Regions from separate parts of the Homo sapiens genome. Here region 1 is linked to region 2. Evidence: chromatin loops called from intact Hi-C (ENCODE). Cell type or tissue: chondrocyte. All regions are shown on one strand. Links, peaks and the distances in the headings refer to the core of each region. The heading gives the core; the rest is flanking DNA.

The links. Peaks named below come from ENCODE experiments on the same cell type or tissue, not always from the same donor. Only the 100,000 strongest peaks of a DNase experiment are listed, where the experiment ranks them.
Region 1: a loop joins it to region 2, with 6 times the contacts of the local background. A loop is called at or near these places in 21 of 110 quality-filtered maps.

Annotation. Positions count from the first base shown.
Region 1 is chr6:116,213,177-116,222,430 of GRCh38, forward strand. NT5DC1 (5'-nucleotidase domain containing 1) reads left to right here. Exons shown (of 12, transcript NM_152729.3): 7 at 7,878-8,052. It also overlaps a transcript of COL10A1 not described here. Among named protein-coding and RNA genes, the nearest start is that of TSPYL4, 36 kb to the right of the region's middle. In chondrocyte, for the core only: CTCF peaks have their summits at 4,005 (motif pointing right), 4,215, 5,126 (motif pointing right) and 5,338; no DNase peak of the experiment used is centred there.
Region 2 is chr6:116,527,397-116,535,396 of GRCh38, forward strand. The region is part of intron 3 of TRAPPC3L (trafficking protein particle complex subunit 3L); the gene reads right to left. It also overlaps a transcript of CALHM4 not described here. Among named protein-coding and RNA genes, the nearest start is that of TRAPPC3L, 14 kb to the right of the region's middle. In chondrocyte, for the core only: CTCF peaks have their summits at 4,809 (motif pointing left) and 5,030; no DNase peak of the experiment used is centred there.

The sequences.
Region 1 (9,254 bases), core at 1,255-9,254, 310 kb before region 2:
AAACGTGGGGGTCTCTCCTGTGGTTGCAGTCAGATGTCAGTGGGGACAGTAGTCTTCTGAAGGCATGACTGGGCTGGATGTCCAAGGGGCTCACTATGTCTTGCAGTTGAAGCTTTTAGCTCAACACTCAGCTGGGGCTGGCAGTTGGAGCACCTACAACACAAATTCTTCATCTAACCTATTCCTCACAGCATCTCAGGTAGCCTCAGATTGGTTGCACATCTTACATGGCACATGACTTCCAACAGGTAAGGAGTCGAAGCTGCCAGGCCATTTAAGGGCTACACCTGGAACTAACACAGGGTCATTCGCACTGCATTCTATTGGTCAAAGCAGTAAAATAACCTCTCCAGATATAAAAGAATGGAACAATTAACTCCAACTCTAGACATATGAGGTGGGAGATATTGTTGTGTCCATCTTGGAAACTCAATCCACTTCACATCTTCTATAATGTTTTATATTCAATAAATTTAACATCTGTTCTATGTGTAGATCACATGTAGGAGAACATGAAAATGCCCCTTCAATTATAATGAGCTACTAAAAACTAATGCTACTTTGAGAAGTGCTGTAACAGGCACAGGATCCTGCCTATTTCACCTCTAGTGATAGGCTCCCTGCAAAAGGATCAGAAAGAGTTGTGTCTAGGTAAGTAGAAGGGGTGGAAGGGAATTCTTATTGGGGATTTTGTGCCAAGCACTATGAGATGGATACTTTACCCACACTACTTTTTTTTGTTTTTTAAGAGATGGGATATCTCTGTGTTGCCTAGGCTAGGCTCAAGTGATCCTCCCGCCTCACCTTCCCAAGTAGCTGGGACTATAGGCACACATCACTGTGCCTGGCTTTCTTCTCCATAATTTAATGAGATTTTATAGGTGAAGAAATTAAGAATTAAAATTTTTAAGTAAATTTCTCAAAAATCCTGATACTGTAAGTGGCAAACCACTTACAAACTTAGGATTCAAACTTAGGCCATTTGACTCCAAAGTGTGTGCTTTTTCTACTTTACATGCAAGAGTATTGCTCTCAAGGCTCAGAAATGAAAGTGAATGTCAAATAGTACACTGAAAAAACATAAAACAGTTCATCAGGTCTTTATTCTCATATATATCCTTCTTATAAAGGAAATAAAAATAAATTCTATTTTACTTAAAAAGATTTTTACTTAAAATGTTTTTAAACACAGACACAGATTTGAGCATTTTTATCAGATAACGTTAAATATGCATAATCTGGTTTTGCACTTCTAGCCGAAATAGTGAGGACCATGTTCTGCTAGGAGAAAAAAGGCTTTCAAAAAGCTGTCTGGTTTTATAGGGGTATTCTACTGAAGTAATTCTCAAAGTGTGGTTCTTGGACTGTCAGTTGACCTGAGAAATTGTTAGAAATGCACATCTTCAGGCCCCACCCCAAACCTACTGAATCAGAAACTCTAGGAGTATTTTTGAAAGCATTCTGGATAATTCTAATTTACCTTCATTTTGAGACCCACTACTCTACCAAAAGTCTGTTTTTGAAATATCATATTCAAAATGCAAAGACATTTTAGAGGAGGAGAAACACTGTGGAAATGGGTGTTCATTGTGGCTAAAGAGTTATCTGTGTTGTGCACATGTACCCTAAAACTTAAAGTATAATAAAAAAAAAAAGAGTTATCTGGCTGGACATCACCATGGAGGCATAGACTCAAGCAACTCTAAGATTAAACGGTCCTTTGAAGCTGCCTGTTTCACAGGTTTGTAAATGTCTGATTGGCCAGTGTGTATCTCTGGGGCTCCACCAGAGGTCTCTAGGGTGGGGGGCATAGGAATTGTTAACATCATCATTCTCTGGACACACTTTCTTGTGAAAAGTGTCATCCAGAATAGAACCCAGTTATCAAGGTTTAGTCTGAAAATGATTAAAAGAGTGGAAATTATTGCTTTCCTGGTTCTGAACATTGTACTGATATTAATGTAGCTCTACAATCTAATCACCTAATTGGATAATACGGAGCACATGAAGATAAGATGCCTAGGGTTATAAAGGAGGACACATGCTTCTTACCCAGCTTTCTGGAGCAGAAATATTTTTCCAGAAACATGATATCAAAAGTACATAGTAGTAACTAAATAAATTGCAAAACATGGTCTCCAAACTTTTTATTTTACTTTGTCTATACTGTGGAGCCTAAGCTGACTGTAAGCTCTATATTTTGAAGTTGCTGACAAACAACAGCTCCTCCAATGTTATGCCTGTATGGCTGAGCTTTCAACCTGGTAAGATTTCATCTCTCCCTATGAAATTGTACCTCACTGAGTCACCTTGTCGACTTTACAGCCTGTCCAGATATTATTGTATGTGATTCTGTCATCAGATCCATCTGCTGACCCTCCCAGCTGTCAGCGTCCTCATTAAAGGATTTGTTATATTTTGAATAAAACCAGGCAGACCTTCAAAAACCTCTCTCCACATTTACGTTGTCTGTCCAGTAACCATGTCGGAAAGAGGAAACTAGGTTCTTTTAGAATGATTCATTCTGATATCATAGGAGAAAAAATAGGTTGTAAACTGATGGCAACAGGGGAGTTGACTAGGCCAAGTGCAGACAATATGGCGTGGTGGGATTGTGGGTAAACTATTACAATACATATGTAATACTGTCCAAGGACATTAACATCCAAAAATTTTAAAATACTGCCGACCCAAAATCATATTTATAGACTGTATTCAGCACAGAGTCAGGCAGTTTGATGGCTTTGGAGAGATAAAGGAGTCTGTTTGGCTTGTCTATACTCATTTAAACTGTTCGAATAATTTTTCTTTCAAAGAATTCCATAATATACACTTTTTCCAGGAATCCTCCTTTCAAAGGAGGAATGAAATCCATCATTCTGTATTCACAATACTTAACTAAATCTAGAGTACCATGCTTAATTGGTATAGTGTAAGAGTAAACACTTTAAAGATCATCAACCACAATGACATTTAAGATAATTGGCAACAGTTATTATTTGTTGATTACCTAACATGTACAAGGCTATATGTTAGGTAATAAAGATACTATAAAATTCAAAAGTCCCTGCCCTCTGAGAGCCTGTGATTTCCAATGAAGCAGGCAAAATACACAGAAAATAATAGTAAGAATTCTGGTTTTTATATTTTATATTTTATATTTTAGGTCAACAAGTCTTAATCCTGGTAGCACATTAGGACTACCTGGGAAGCTTTAAAAAAAAAAATACCAATGTTGTGGCCCTACCCCAAAACAATTAAATCAGAATTTTTGGAGTAGGGCCGGGATATGCAAATTAAATTACAGATCTGGAAATCAGATACTGTTAAAATGTAAATTTTGTATATTATGTTTTTCTCTCATATTCTGTACTTCATTTCCCAGCTTTTATTTGAGAGACTTTCCAAGTATTATGTTTAGCATATAGATTTTCACTTTACACAATCTAGATATTCTAGATTTATTTATTTAATTATAAAATATTAGATATAAACCATATATTTTGTTATATAAACAGCAAATCTGTTTTAATACATTTTAATTTTATTTTTTGCCACCTATAAATAAACAAAATAAATTTATCTCTTTTATCCTCCAACAAATATTTCAGTGTCTCTTAGCAAAGAAGTTTCTTCTTTTAAGAAAATTAATTATATCATCTCTACAGCAAGTACATTTAAACAGTTCATCGCTAGGCATTTTAGCTGTTCACTAGCGTGCTCTTATATAACTTGTAAAGGTTGTAAATATTTAAATCTCTTCTAAATTATATTCTGCAATGGAAACAACAGACCTTATTTGGAGGCTGACCATGGAAGTGTTAGCATCCTGGCATCTCTAGTCCCCTCGGACAGCAGCTTTGAAAATTCTGGCCAAAAATCATGCAAACAGTAGTGATACAGTTAACAAGAAAAAGCTTATTCAGTGATGATAGAAATAGTGATGTGGCACAATTGTCTGTTAAACTGAAAAAAACTGTTTTTAATATTCAGGTTGTACTATACTTTTTTACCACGAGAGGTCCCTATATCCTGTTTGGTGTATTCAGGCCATTTGATGTGCATATCAGACTGTTGCAACACTTTGGTATTATTTCTGTCACTCTACATTAACCAGTTTTTTTAACATAGGAGAGCTAAACTTTTATTCCTTAGAATCAGCTTATTAAAAGAATTTCCTTTAAATCTCATCTGGACCTAGAAAATATCAGCATCAAAGGATATAAGAGTGGTGGAAAAACCAGGAAAATAAGTTACATAAAGTGGCAGTGAAATAGAATTCCTTTGGAGGTTAAGTGAAAACACAGGCTTCTTTGTGAGTTAAGAACAAACAATACCACTCCTTTCCATCTTAGGTCTAAATTCCATTTTGTTCAATCAGTGTTAATTAGTATCATAATTAAACATGACTTTTTTCATAGGCTGCCTTAATCATACATGAATAATATTATTTTTATCACTTCAGTTTGGCTATATGGTACTAATCATACTCTTGCCTTGAATGTAAGGAAACATAAATGTTCCTGTGTCTGCTCCTGCACTAATTTAGGTATTCATATGTTGAATACTTGCTCCATGCCAAGCAGAAAGATATATTTCTTGCCTTTAGAAGTTTATAGTTTCTTTGGGGGATATAATTTAATAGACAATTATAATCCATTGTAGTATGTTTAACATAACTCTTCATTTGATTTAATACCTTGACTTATTTCAATAAAAAGATGTTTCTATTTGTATAATTATGTCTCCTATTCCTTTAATAATTGGAGGTTACAAGGGGGCAAAAATATTTTCTCCATGACAGTGATCTTTTGTAGTAAGAGCAACTCATAATCTACCATTGGGTATGTGTTTGTACAGGGCTTGTCTTTTTTAGTTTGTTCATTTCAGTCTGGCTTATGAACAAAACAAGGACATCTCTGTTATGACTTCAGAGAATAATTTTATCTGATTAAATTATTATATTGGTACTCTTTTGAATCAGACATTATTAATTGAGATACTAATGCAATTAACCTAGGTAAGAAATTTAAAATATTGTATTTAAATGCGTATGCCTTGTATTTTTATTCCTTTGGAAATGTTAACAGTAGCTTTTTAATGGTAATTTATATTTTGATCACTAGATGGCACTAAGCACATATAGCTAAGAAAAAATAATTTTTTCTCAAGTTTTCTGAAAGCAAGTCTATGTTTTCAGCATTACACACTATAAATTTTTTTCTTACGTAGCCCATAAAATTCTTCTTGCTACAAAAGCTTTGTTTTTCTAAGTGAAATAATCTCACATCTGACTCCCTTAGGTATAGTAAGTTACGAGAGAGACACAGCCTCTGAAATTAGCAGTCATCCACTCATCAAACTTCTCTATTCTTAGCCATTTAGATTTATTATTATCATCTGTTTCTTAAACTGACCTTTTCTTACTAGTACTTCCTCTTCCCTGGGAAACAGAGAATATATTTTAATTTTTTTAAAGGGCTATTATATAGCCTCTGGCATGTTAAAAATAGATCCTAGAGATTCACACACAGAAGTTCCTGTAGGGCAAAATATAAAAAGAGCAAAAACTTTGTTTTTGTTTTTGGTCTTCTAAATATTATTCTCATATTGCAAAATATTATTTCTTTTGTTAGTTTTGGTCTGGTTATGATATTCATGCAATATATTTTCTGAATCATGATGCTTTAAGTTGCAAATAATAAATAACCTTAATGTTTAAGCTATTACTAAATTGAGTTATTTTACACAACCAGAGGTTGTCCAGAAGTTGAATGGTACTTCCAGTGGTGGTTAGAGTTAGTCAGTGACTTAATCAGAAATCCAGTGGTGGCCAGGCACAGTGGCTCATGCCTGTAATCACAGCACTTTCAGAGGCCCGAGGTGGGAGGATCACTTGAGCCCAGGAGTTTAAGGCTGCAGTAAGTCATGATCGTGCCACACTGCACTCCAGTCTGGCCAACAGAGCGAGACCCTGTCTCAAAAACAGAAACAAAAGCAGAAACCCAGTGATGTCATCAGGGACCCAGGTTTGTTTCCTTTCATATGTCCACTCCGCCATCTCTGGTATATCAGACTCGTGCTTTGTGTTGATGATAACCGCTGCAGTTCTACATAGAATTTATAATCATGGGAAAGTCCAGTAGTAGAAGAGGGGATATTCCCCCCTTTATAGGTTTATTTTTATCAGTGGTATACATTACTTCAGGATCCTGCAGCAAAGTTCTCCTCAGGTCTCATTTGCCATGCCTGGGTCCCCAGCACTTCCTAAACAATTCAATGACAGGAGGAGGGAATAACTGTGATAGGTGTAGACTGATAGAGACCCTTGCCCTTCCTAGCATCACAGACCCCCTCAGAGGAAGATGAAACCCGAAACAATATCAGAGCACTCCCCAGCAAAGAGGGAGATGGATGTGGGGAGGCAGACCACAATATTTGCTACCGTTTTTTGTTTTTATTTGTTCGTTTTTGTTTCACTTAAAGACTCTTCTTCCTGGCCAGGCATGGTGGCTCATGCCTGTAATCCCAGCACTTTGGGAGGCAGAGTGGGCGGATTGTGAGGTCAAGAGATCAAGACCATTAGACCATTCTGGCAAACATGGTGAAACCCCGTCTCTACTAAAAATACAGAAGTTAGCTGGGCGTGGTGGCACACGCCTGTAGTCCCAGCTACTAGGGAGGCTAAGGCAGGAGAATCACTTGAACCCGGGAGGCGGAGGTTGCAGTTAGCCAGAGATCATGCCACTGCACTCCAGCTTGGTGACAGAGTGAGACTCTGTCTCAAAAAAAAAAAAAAAAAAAAAAACAACTCTTCTTCCTGATGTCCTGATATTCTTGAAATATAACTGCCAAGTATTTCAAGTGTTTCACACTGGAGAGAGTCACGGATGTATCCCATATCTAGCTATTGCAGACTCTATCATTCAGTACAAGCTGTTTAACCTTTTTTTTTTTTTTTTTTTTTTTGTCTATGCATGTGTCCTTTTCCTAACAATTAGAGAAAGTAAAATCTTGAATCCTTTTTATCTGCTTACTAGTTCTATCATGCTCTGAGAACAGTATGTGTTATGAATCTAGTAACATTTCAACTAAATCTGCAATTGCCTGCTAAGTACCCACAACTTTAAAGGCATTGGGTCAAGCACTATGGGTAAGTCTGGTCAGGACATCTGGAAACACTGCCACCATCTGCCCTGGAGCTCAGCCAGACCCCGTGGCCACTCTAAAGGGGCAGAGCAAGCAACCCCGCTTCAGTGATGCGAGTCATTCATTGTTCCCTGTCAAATACAGTGCCTTTTGGCCTGTTCTGGCCTATTTTGCACCGATTTTTCCATTTTGATATCTCAGCACTTCTCAGAGGCTATAGAATGGCTCCCCTAGTATAGATTCCATCTGAAATAGCAAACTGTGACTCTGAGGAACTCATCGCCCTTCTTGGCTATTTATGCAAAAGATGTGATCCTGGTGCAATATCTGAGTGTTGATTTGTTTCTTGTCTGTATTCAGCAAATATTCATTGAATAATTAAAAGAGTATTTGTAACAATTGATATTTCAAATGTAAGGTTTTCTCTTACAGCATTTGAAAATGCTGATCATATTGTGTTTCTTGTGTTACCTGTTTTAACAGTTTATCAGTTCTTGTCAAATAGCCAGCGAATATTATCAACTAACATTTTCAAACAATATTGTGTTTTCAAGTAAAGAACTATTCTTAAAAAGCAAGTAGTATTGGCATAATTGCTAGGTCGGTCAAACCTTGTTCTTATCCTTTTAGTTTTATCTATAGATTTGAAAGAGATTAACTTGTTAGAGAATATATTTAGTCAAAAAATGTTTAAAAAGAAAAACCTCATTGATATTTTTATTTTTCAGAAAACTGTGGAATATATTTTCCAGAAATAAAAAGAGATCCAGGCAGATATTTACATAGTTGTCCTGAATCTGTGAAAAAATGGCTTCGACAGCTAAAGAATGCTGGGAAAATTCTTCTGTTAATTACCAGTTCTCACAGTGATTACTGTAGACTTCTCTGCGAATATATTCTTGGGTGAGTGATGAGTCATTCAGTTTTCATTGTCTTATGAAATACAGATAGCAAATTAGACCAGGGCTTTTTTAAAAGTGTCAGCCATGACCATATCATTATTTTAAACAATGCTGAGTGACAAGTTGATTTTTTTTCTCATGACATACCTCAATCTCTGCTGACAGCAGCCCAACCAAGTACATTTTAGCAAAGCAGTGTTATTGGGGACCAGTATGCTCATAGCTCACCGAATGTCCAGGTTTTAGGTTTTCTAGAAGGTGGTAAACTGTATATCCTTCAGTTTTCCATGAATTTGGTTTCTCATCTTTGGACGATGATTGAGGGACTCTGAGTTGTAGGTTATACTCCTCCACAGATACCTGGAGTACAGCCACTCTTTAGTCATTTCCGTGCGGAGCCATGTATTTTACTGTTTAACACAGCCATGATGGGATTGAATTCATGAGAATGAAGGCAGTATAATTGCATAGACTTTAAAGTAAGACAGACTTGATTTCAAGCCCCGCTCTGCAGTTTACTGTATTACCTGGGGCAGGTTTTATAACCTCTTTAAGCTTCAATTTTGCCGTCATAAAAATGGTACAGTAATTCCTTGTGGGTATGAGGGGATATTTAAATAGCATAATACAGGTAGAGAATTAGACAGGAATAGTTGATAGACTTCAGTGTGTAAATACTTATTCTTGTGGGAAATACCAGGAAATGTCTATGGTCAAAGCGAGATTCTACCTGAGTCATTAGGTCTCCCCTAATGTTTCCTCAAATTCCATCAAATACCGAATTGCCATGAGTATGGAGCAAGTTTGAGCCTTAAAACCTACCTTCACCAGCCCTTTTAGCATCATGATTTCCATGTTCCTTAGCATGTGTGGCTTTAGTTTCTTCTATGGTATGCTTAGAATCTGTGAGTAGAATTCCTGCTTTCTGAATAATATACAGGCTGATACATAATAATGCATCTTTTGGGTGAATTAAGGCTAAAGTCCTGGATGTCTTAGAAGGTGCCTCTCATAGAGACATTTGCTATCCTAGTAGTGGGCCCATGCTTTAAAATGAACAATCTGGATTTTAATTCCTTTTTTATTAGCATAGATAACCATAGTCTTTCTTCATCTTAATTTCTATGTATTGCTGTTTGGATTTGTAAAAGTATTCTAGAATGTTGGGTAAATACTGTTTCCCCCATTGTAATAGTGAGTCCT
Region 2 (8,000 bases), core at 1-8,000:
CCCAGCTACTCGGGAGGCTGAGGCAGGAGAATGGCGTGAACCGGGGAGGCGGAGCTTGCAGTGAGCCGACATCGAGCCACTGCACTCAAGTCTGGGCGACAGAGCGAGACTCCGTCTCAAAACAAAAAAAAAAAAAAAAAAAAGATTCCCATGCTATGTGTTAAGTAAATGTGTATGCTTTTTTTCTGTTGATCTGTCTCATGTCAATTTAATTCTCAGGACAACTTTAAAAAAAAATCCTAAGAGGATAGAGGTGAAGTTTTGCCTTCCCTACAGTTTCATAAGTCAGTTTCACATGAGTTTCATCCAAATAACTTAAACAGCAGAAATAAAACCAATAATCTTCAATGCAAAGGCAGAGCAGCCTAGATATTCATGTGCTGGGATACCCGGAAGATTCAAAACTTCTCCCCTAGGAGGGAGAGCATTTGGACCAATGCCTAATGCATGCAGGGCTTAAAACCTAGATGACAGGTTGATAGGAGCAGCAAACCACCATGACACATGTATACCTATGTAAGAAGCCTGCGCGTTCAGCACATGTATCCCAGAACATAAAGTAAAATTTAAAAAAACTTCTCCCTTAGAGTATTTTTAGTAATAGAGCAAAAATGACATCTACATGCAGCCAGATTTCTTGTAAGTCCTGATTATGAACAAAAATGGAAGATGGACATTCATAAGGAAGGTGAGAGGCAGTGCTAAGTTATTTAGTGACTTGCAGAATTTACTAAGAATCAACCCCTAAGAGATTCTTCTCTGTGATGAAAGAAAAAATAATATTATGCAAATGCAGTCATAATAAAAGTTTAAGGGTAATTCCTCTGCAGGTGCTTTGCCTTCATGTTGGAACTCTGCCATAAACAGTGGATGTGGCCTTCTGGGTTTGATCCAATCAGTCTCAAAATCCACAAAGCTTGTGGCTGTACACATATGCTTTTCCACAAAAGAAAATTTCCTACATTTTTCCTTTTTCACCCCTCCCAGAGGTACAAAGCGGAATAGACCAAATGGGTGAGTGATTACATAAGGCAGTTCTTGCCTATTCAGTGGGGAGAAACAAGCCTAAGTGGTTATGCTTGTTTAAACAAGTTTCATGTTTTTAATAATCTATCTGCCATATTTCTGGCCCAAATTGTAAGATGTCTTAAAATAATTTATAAATTGTTTTTGCTGTGAATATTCATCATTTTTTAAATATTGAGAATTTTATTACCACAAAGAATTTTTCTTTCCTTTTAATTGATTTCCGCTCCCTTCTCTACTCAAAACTGCTACTAAATAGGAAAATGGTCTGACATTCAGCTAACTGTGATGCCAGCCTTCTCTGGAATGTTGTGTTGTGTTGGGCTGTGACTTCCATGGAATTCAATTCCTGTTTACCAAGGGCTCCCACTTATTTTATTTTAATATAGTATGTTGAAAAGAGTGGAAAAAAGAAAAGCAATTCAATAGGCTCTTACAATTAGGTTTTGAGTTAGCCTTTGAAAAACAGGACGAGCAAAGAAAGATTTTATTTTTAGGCTTATCTGATAAGTTTCCTTTGTTGTTGTAGTTGTTGAGGGATTACAGGGATTAGTAATCTTAGAAAAATGTTGAGAATGAGGCATATACGGTGTTTTACCCTTGGGTCCTCCCCTGCCTACACTGTGCTGAGAACTGCTCTCTCTGACCGGGTCTCCTGTTTCTACCTGGTTTGTTGTGAACCTGTGTTCTCCACATTTGTCCTGACTCTTCAGGTGAATAACTGAGCCTTTCACTTGGCTTTGCTGCAACCCTTCAGCTCTGTGCGTGGTAAGGAATGCCTGGGTTGCAAATCTCACTAGACCCTGGGGACTCTGTTCCGTTCCAATACCTGGGTTTCCTACTTCAATCTTTTGGCTGGGGTGGGAGGCATGTACAATAACAGCTAATTTCTCAAATATCTATTTACATGTTATTCTAAGATAAGACAGTGGCGAGATATTAAAAAATTTTAGAATCTTTGTAACTAACAGAGTCACAACTGTTGGCTGTCTAATGGAAGGGAAATATGGGGTAGCCTCCATGCACCCTCCTGCTTCCCACCCTACAGTTAGGGATTTCCTGTCAGGCTGCTTTTGGTAGACAGAGCACTGTGCTGCTCGAGGTAAAGTAGATTGGAGCTGAGTGGAAGTTGTCCACCATTCGTATCTGCCTTCAGTGTCTATGTGGAGAGCACAGAACCCCCTCTCCATGTCCTGCAAGGCAGAAGTTACATGTCATCTGGTGAGGTTGACAGGTAGGCAGTTGCAATGATGTGCCTTCCACCCTCATGAGGTGAATGCAGCATGAATGAGTCACTTTTTGAGAGGACCATCAGCAAAAATCAGTCTCCACAATATCAGTGAGAGATTTTAACCAAGTGAAGGGCAGAGATTGAATGAAAATAAACAGGTTCCAGGTCTTTTATTTTATGGCCCCCAGGCTGCATTTCTGAGCCTATACCATAAAGTAAGTTGTGTGTAAGAGGAGTGTGTGCGGAAGAGGGTTGAGGAATGGAAAGCAACTCTAAAACTGAGTTTTACATATTCATCCTAGTAAAAGAAAGAACATTCAGAGGACAGGAAAAAAAATGCCTCCCCATTTTATGCACAGCATTATGATGGCAGCAAAATTCAAGTGTTGTGCATCATACTGGGTGCATTACATCTAGACTTAGACCCAGAATTGTGAAATATGGTGACTTTTAGAGAAGTATTTGTTTTTAAGATGCATGTTATTTAGAAAATGAAGGAAGCCAAATATAATTAGAAAAAAAAAGCAAAGTAAGTAAAATACAGAAGCATAAGGAACAAACCACCCCCCCTCCTTTTTAAGAAAAAGGAAAAAACAGCCTAAGATATGTTACTGTCTCTGACTTGAATGCCCTGGTTTAAGTTCATTTCATCTGGGCACTTTTCCTATTCACATTAAAAATCAGATTGTCTCTGCTAACATTCTTTGAAAAAAGAAAACACACAGAATGTCAAGAGAAAGGACTGAAAAAGACTTAGAAAAAAGAGTAACAAAAGAAAAAGCCCCACAGGATTAGATGACCAGAGCAAACTTTTGTAATTGGTTCCTTTATAAGAAGTTCAAAGGGAAACCTAATACTACCTATTGTAGCACAACATCATTTTTCTTTGGAGAATTTAGTTATCTCCCTTCTACCAAAGCGTTCCTCTGAGCTCACTGTTCTGAATAATGTCTGCCCCACTCTTGCTAATGGTCTAAAATATTTACTTTGCATTAACAATGTGGTTTCACTTGACTGCTTCCAAGTGCAGAGTCATTTTATTTTGAAGTGTTTGCTTTCTTTATTATTATCTGCAAATGTATAACAAAGACAGTTTTGTCTACTTCAATACCTTACAGTTAGCATACTAAATGGAGTCTGCAACACTAGTTACGTGCCCCAAATTCTAGCTCTGAAACAAAGAAAAACAAACACCAGCATCAGTAACATAAATAATGTGAGCAGAAGGTTCATAGATAAAGTGAGACTCATATATATATATATATATATATATATATATATATATATATATGTTACTAATTTCCTAGACAAGAAGAACAAGATATTTGTCAATTACTTTGCCCTGTTTTGGAAAATCTTGGAATGTTTTTCATACCCAGATTCCCTTCCTGAGGGGCTCCCTATGATCACCATGTTCTATCTAATTATCCTGCCATTCTGGCCACAGTTAATGGATTAGGGTGGGCATTGTGAGCCTGGACAGTCAGTTCATAGCTTGGCTAGAGCCCTGGAAGTGACCTAGCATGAAACTCTACTTAACACAGGGCTAGTGATTGGCTGGACAGGTTAAAGACTCTCTTTTTGGGACTTTAAATATGAAACACATAGAGAAAGTCACAGTTTGGGTGATTGGGCAGAATGCAAATGACACCCAGAGAAAAGAGAGTAAGCAGAAGCCATGAGGCAACAAAAACTGTGAAACACCAGAAGCAGTGAGGTGGAGAGAAGGAAAAGAAAAATGGAAAGATATTAGTAGGTAATTATAAGAGCAGAACAAGCAGAGAAGGGTTGAGTCATGAAAATGGCACAGGACTGAAGTAGAGAACCACAAAGACTTGCTGCTGAGGGTTCAAGATAGACTAAAACTGTAAGGATTTTCCCATTTTGGTTCTTTCATGGGGTCTGATTATCGTGTCCCAGAATATCTCTACAATAAACCCTAAAGGTCTGACATAAACCAAATGCTGGTAACCTAAAGGAGTCTACCTAACACAATTTGGCTCCATGATGAATTTTAGGATAATTTTCAAGCATTTTCCATAATAATATGAAATGCACTATGTAATGATTTGGTTACCTACTTAATATTTGCATTTTAAATCACAGTTGACCTCAGAGTAGCAGAATGAATATCCCTCTTCTGAAACCTTCTACACTCATATAATAAATAATGGAAAAAACAATAATAAATATACAATTTAATATAATTAAAATTTATTTATATTTAATTTATATTTAATTTTAAAATATAATATAATAAACAATAATGGAAAAAACAAATGTTTCAATAAAATTACCAAGTTGAGTTCGCTGTCATTATTTAATAAGAATCAGTTATTGTCCTGTTCAGGATCCTACCGCAGTTTAAATCTTGTTGCTGTGGATTTGTTATTGTGAACAACCAGGTACTTTTAGAGCACTGATTTTCAGTGTAATGAAAATTGCTTGAAATAAGAGGGCTGCTTCTGCATGTAGTGTTAGTATTGAGCAGACAGGGTAGGAGTCTTTCATTTAAAGACAAATGTGGAGCACTGCCCTCTTCTGGACAGACTAGGAGGAGCAACAGGGTGTAGATGTGAAAAGTTCTTCTAGTATTTTCTCTCTTTTTTGTCTTTTTTTTCCTTTTTCTGGAGAACGGGGTCTCGCTATATTGCCCAGGCAGGTCTCGAACTCCTGGGCTCAAGCTATCCTTCCGCGTCTTGCCTCCCTGAGAGAGGGAATTACAGGCGTGAGCCACCGCGCCCGGCCGGTTTTTCTAGTATTTTCTAAGTTCACTTTAACAGTATTTAATAAATGTCAACAGGTGTGGATTTACCTGGTGAACCAAATCCCAAGAATGCTATAAATGATCCCTCCTTTGGAAAAACTTACAGATCTGATGGGGAAATGAAATTGTAAATGAAAGGCAACTTCACTGGCTAATACAATAAAGAATCAAATTAAACAAAATTTACTAGTATTATCATAACTTTGGGAAACTGTATTACTTCCACTTTTGTGAAACATTTTTGCTTTCTTTAGATGTAGACTGGAACTATGTACAAAATAAGCTGGTCAACAGCAAATCGTTGGAAGATCAACAGGCACAAAACACGATAAAATTGAATCTCACAAACTGATTAAAACATTAAACTAAAATGCAGACTTACATTGCTCTGCTTTCATAATAAAGGTAGGTTAAGTAAGGTTAATCATGGGTTCCCTTACCTTTACAAAGTTGCTTTGTCATTTTTGCTTACTTATCTTAACATTACAACTCTTGCTTCACATAATGCAAACTAATTATCTCCCTTTGGCACAGAAAGATCTAATGAACATTTCAGAACGTCAACTTGGTTAATTTAAAGCCTATGAGACCCACTGGCAGGCTTTAAGTCTAAGCCCCCAGCTACATCTTTCACTGGGTGGTAGCTTAAGGGCCAGTCTGCCATTTATCCTTGCATATCACCACCTTGGGCTTCCACGGAAGAAAGTATAAATTATTGGCGGGTGATATTCTGGAGTTCTTGGCCACAGTGTCATTTAACAGCACTTCTAACAGCAGTCAAATAGAGACAGTAGATTTATAGTCATTGGAGGGATTGAGAAAGCGAACATAGATTTGGTTGCAGAAGTTGAAGAAATTTGTAGGAAAAAAGAGGTAGTGGTTGTATTTAACAAATTTCACAGTATTTAACAAAAAGTCTTTATTTCAGAAGAAAAGTTTGCACACTGAAAATTGTGCTCTTCAGCCTATTTTGTGTCTTCAGTGGCAAGAAGTTGACACCACTCTAGCAAGAAAAACACGTGGCTTCATTTGCCACCTCTTCCTTCCACCAGACAGCTAGAGTTGCACTGAGTGGCCAGAATAATTCCAGCGTGAGAGAGCAGGTAGGATAGGGTCAAACGTGAGGCCACCAAAATTTAAAACGGCAATAGAAATGTAAGTAACAATCAGGTTGGCTCGGCTCATGCCTTCTGTACTGGTTGTCAGATTATTGCCTCTCAGCTTAAAACCTGCTGTTCAATGCCCTACTTGTAACGCTAGAGCTCCATCATGCAGACATTTCTCCTTGGCCAGAAGAAGGTGCTGCAGGGACACTGCAGGAAGAAGGGGCTTTTCTTCTGTCTCTAGCGTGCCTTTTGTTGGCTTGCTCCTGCTGTGAATTGTGACTGGCAGGGCATAGAATACCCAGTGGCCTTTCCTTCCTAACTTGCTACTTCCAGCTTATAGTTTTCTTACTGTCCCCATCAGCCCACTTACACCCTAATGTGAGTTTCCTGATTGCAAGGTTTAGCCCATTGTTCCCTGCCGGCAGTCTGAGTCTAGCAACACAGCAGCCTTCTCCACTATCCATAGTCTGTAATCATACCTTCCCCAACAAGATTTGAATCCCAGCCTTAAGAAGTGGAACTCTGTCTAAAAAGGATTCCTCCTTTGGGTACTCAACTCTCACCCATAAATTCTGTAGTGCGTTTTTTTTTTCCCCTTTCTCAGTAGCTAATCCCCTATAAATAGCTAATAATGTTTTATATTCAACCTTTCATTTTGAAATGATTGTGTGATTCCTGTCTCCTGACTGAAACCTCTCTGGCTCGCCTTCCAAGCTGTGGGACTCCCCTCTGAAAATGTCTAATAAAATCAGATTTGGACATCCTTGTTGAAGTGTCAAATCAGTGCTTCAAATCTGTATTGGAGATTGGAAATCTATAGCCCTCATGCTGTCTCCATTCTAAAGCAGCTCAGGAGTTTTGGCTTGAAATATTTTCATTCGTCCTATAGATTCAGTCATAGCAGTCTTGTGCATTCAGATCAGAAGCAGAAGAAAAAAAAATATGACTAGTATGATTTGCTGAAATTTTTCTGTGTACACTCAACTCTAATCTCAAATGGAACATTTTATTGAAATAAAAATGATTCACCCACTGGGAAAAAAATTCCCCCTGCTATTCTGTTTTCTCTCTGGATTATGTGCCTAAATCTTTTGTCCTAGAGTTTATGCTTACAAAATTCACCACTTAGATTTACTTCCCTGCTTTAGGCACCCTCATTCATATTGCTTCCTATGATCATTTCCTTGATTTTTTATTACTCATCCCCCAAAATCATTGCTCACATTATTTAATTAAGGTAAAATTTCAATTTATACTATAAAAGAAAAGTTCTCTTCTTTTGCTTTCCAGAATTTCCAACAAGTACAGTATATTAGATGCTGATTTTTTAAACCTAAAAATCGGGGTTTCAAGTTTTTTAAGTCTTTTTATGCTGTATTTAAAAATCCCTTCTTACTGTGACAACAAAGTAATGTGATATTTACACTGAAAAATGATAAATTCCCCCACGTCCCTCAGAGTAATCATCATATTGACATGGACCTGAGAGCAAAAAGCTTCTCAACTTTGACAAACATAATTTGTGCAAGGCCGAGCAGTTATAAACATTGTCAGTAACTAGAAGGTATGGATGGATGCTCTGCAGGAGGCTTTGGAAGCTACATTCACCACACTCAGCTATTTATGATTATAATTCAATGTGCAGATGATAGCTAGTGAAAATAACACCTGAAATTCAGAAGAATGACAGCTGAAAGAGGTCTCTTCTGACAAATATGGAAACCAAAGTTTGGACAGCTTAAGCAACTTGCTTGGAGTCACACAGTGGGAATGTGGATCAGCAGGATGTGGACTCTTCCTTTTTAATCTCCACTACATTGGACATGGTTAGGCCAGTGCTCATCTACTGGTGAGGATCACAGCTCCTTGT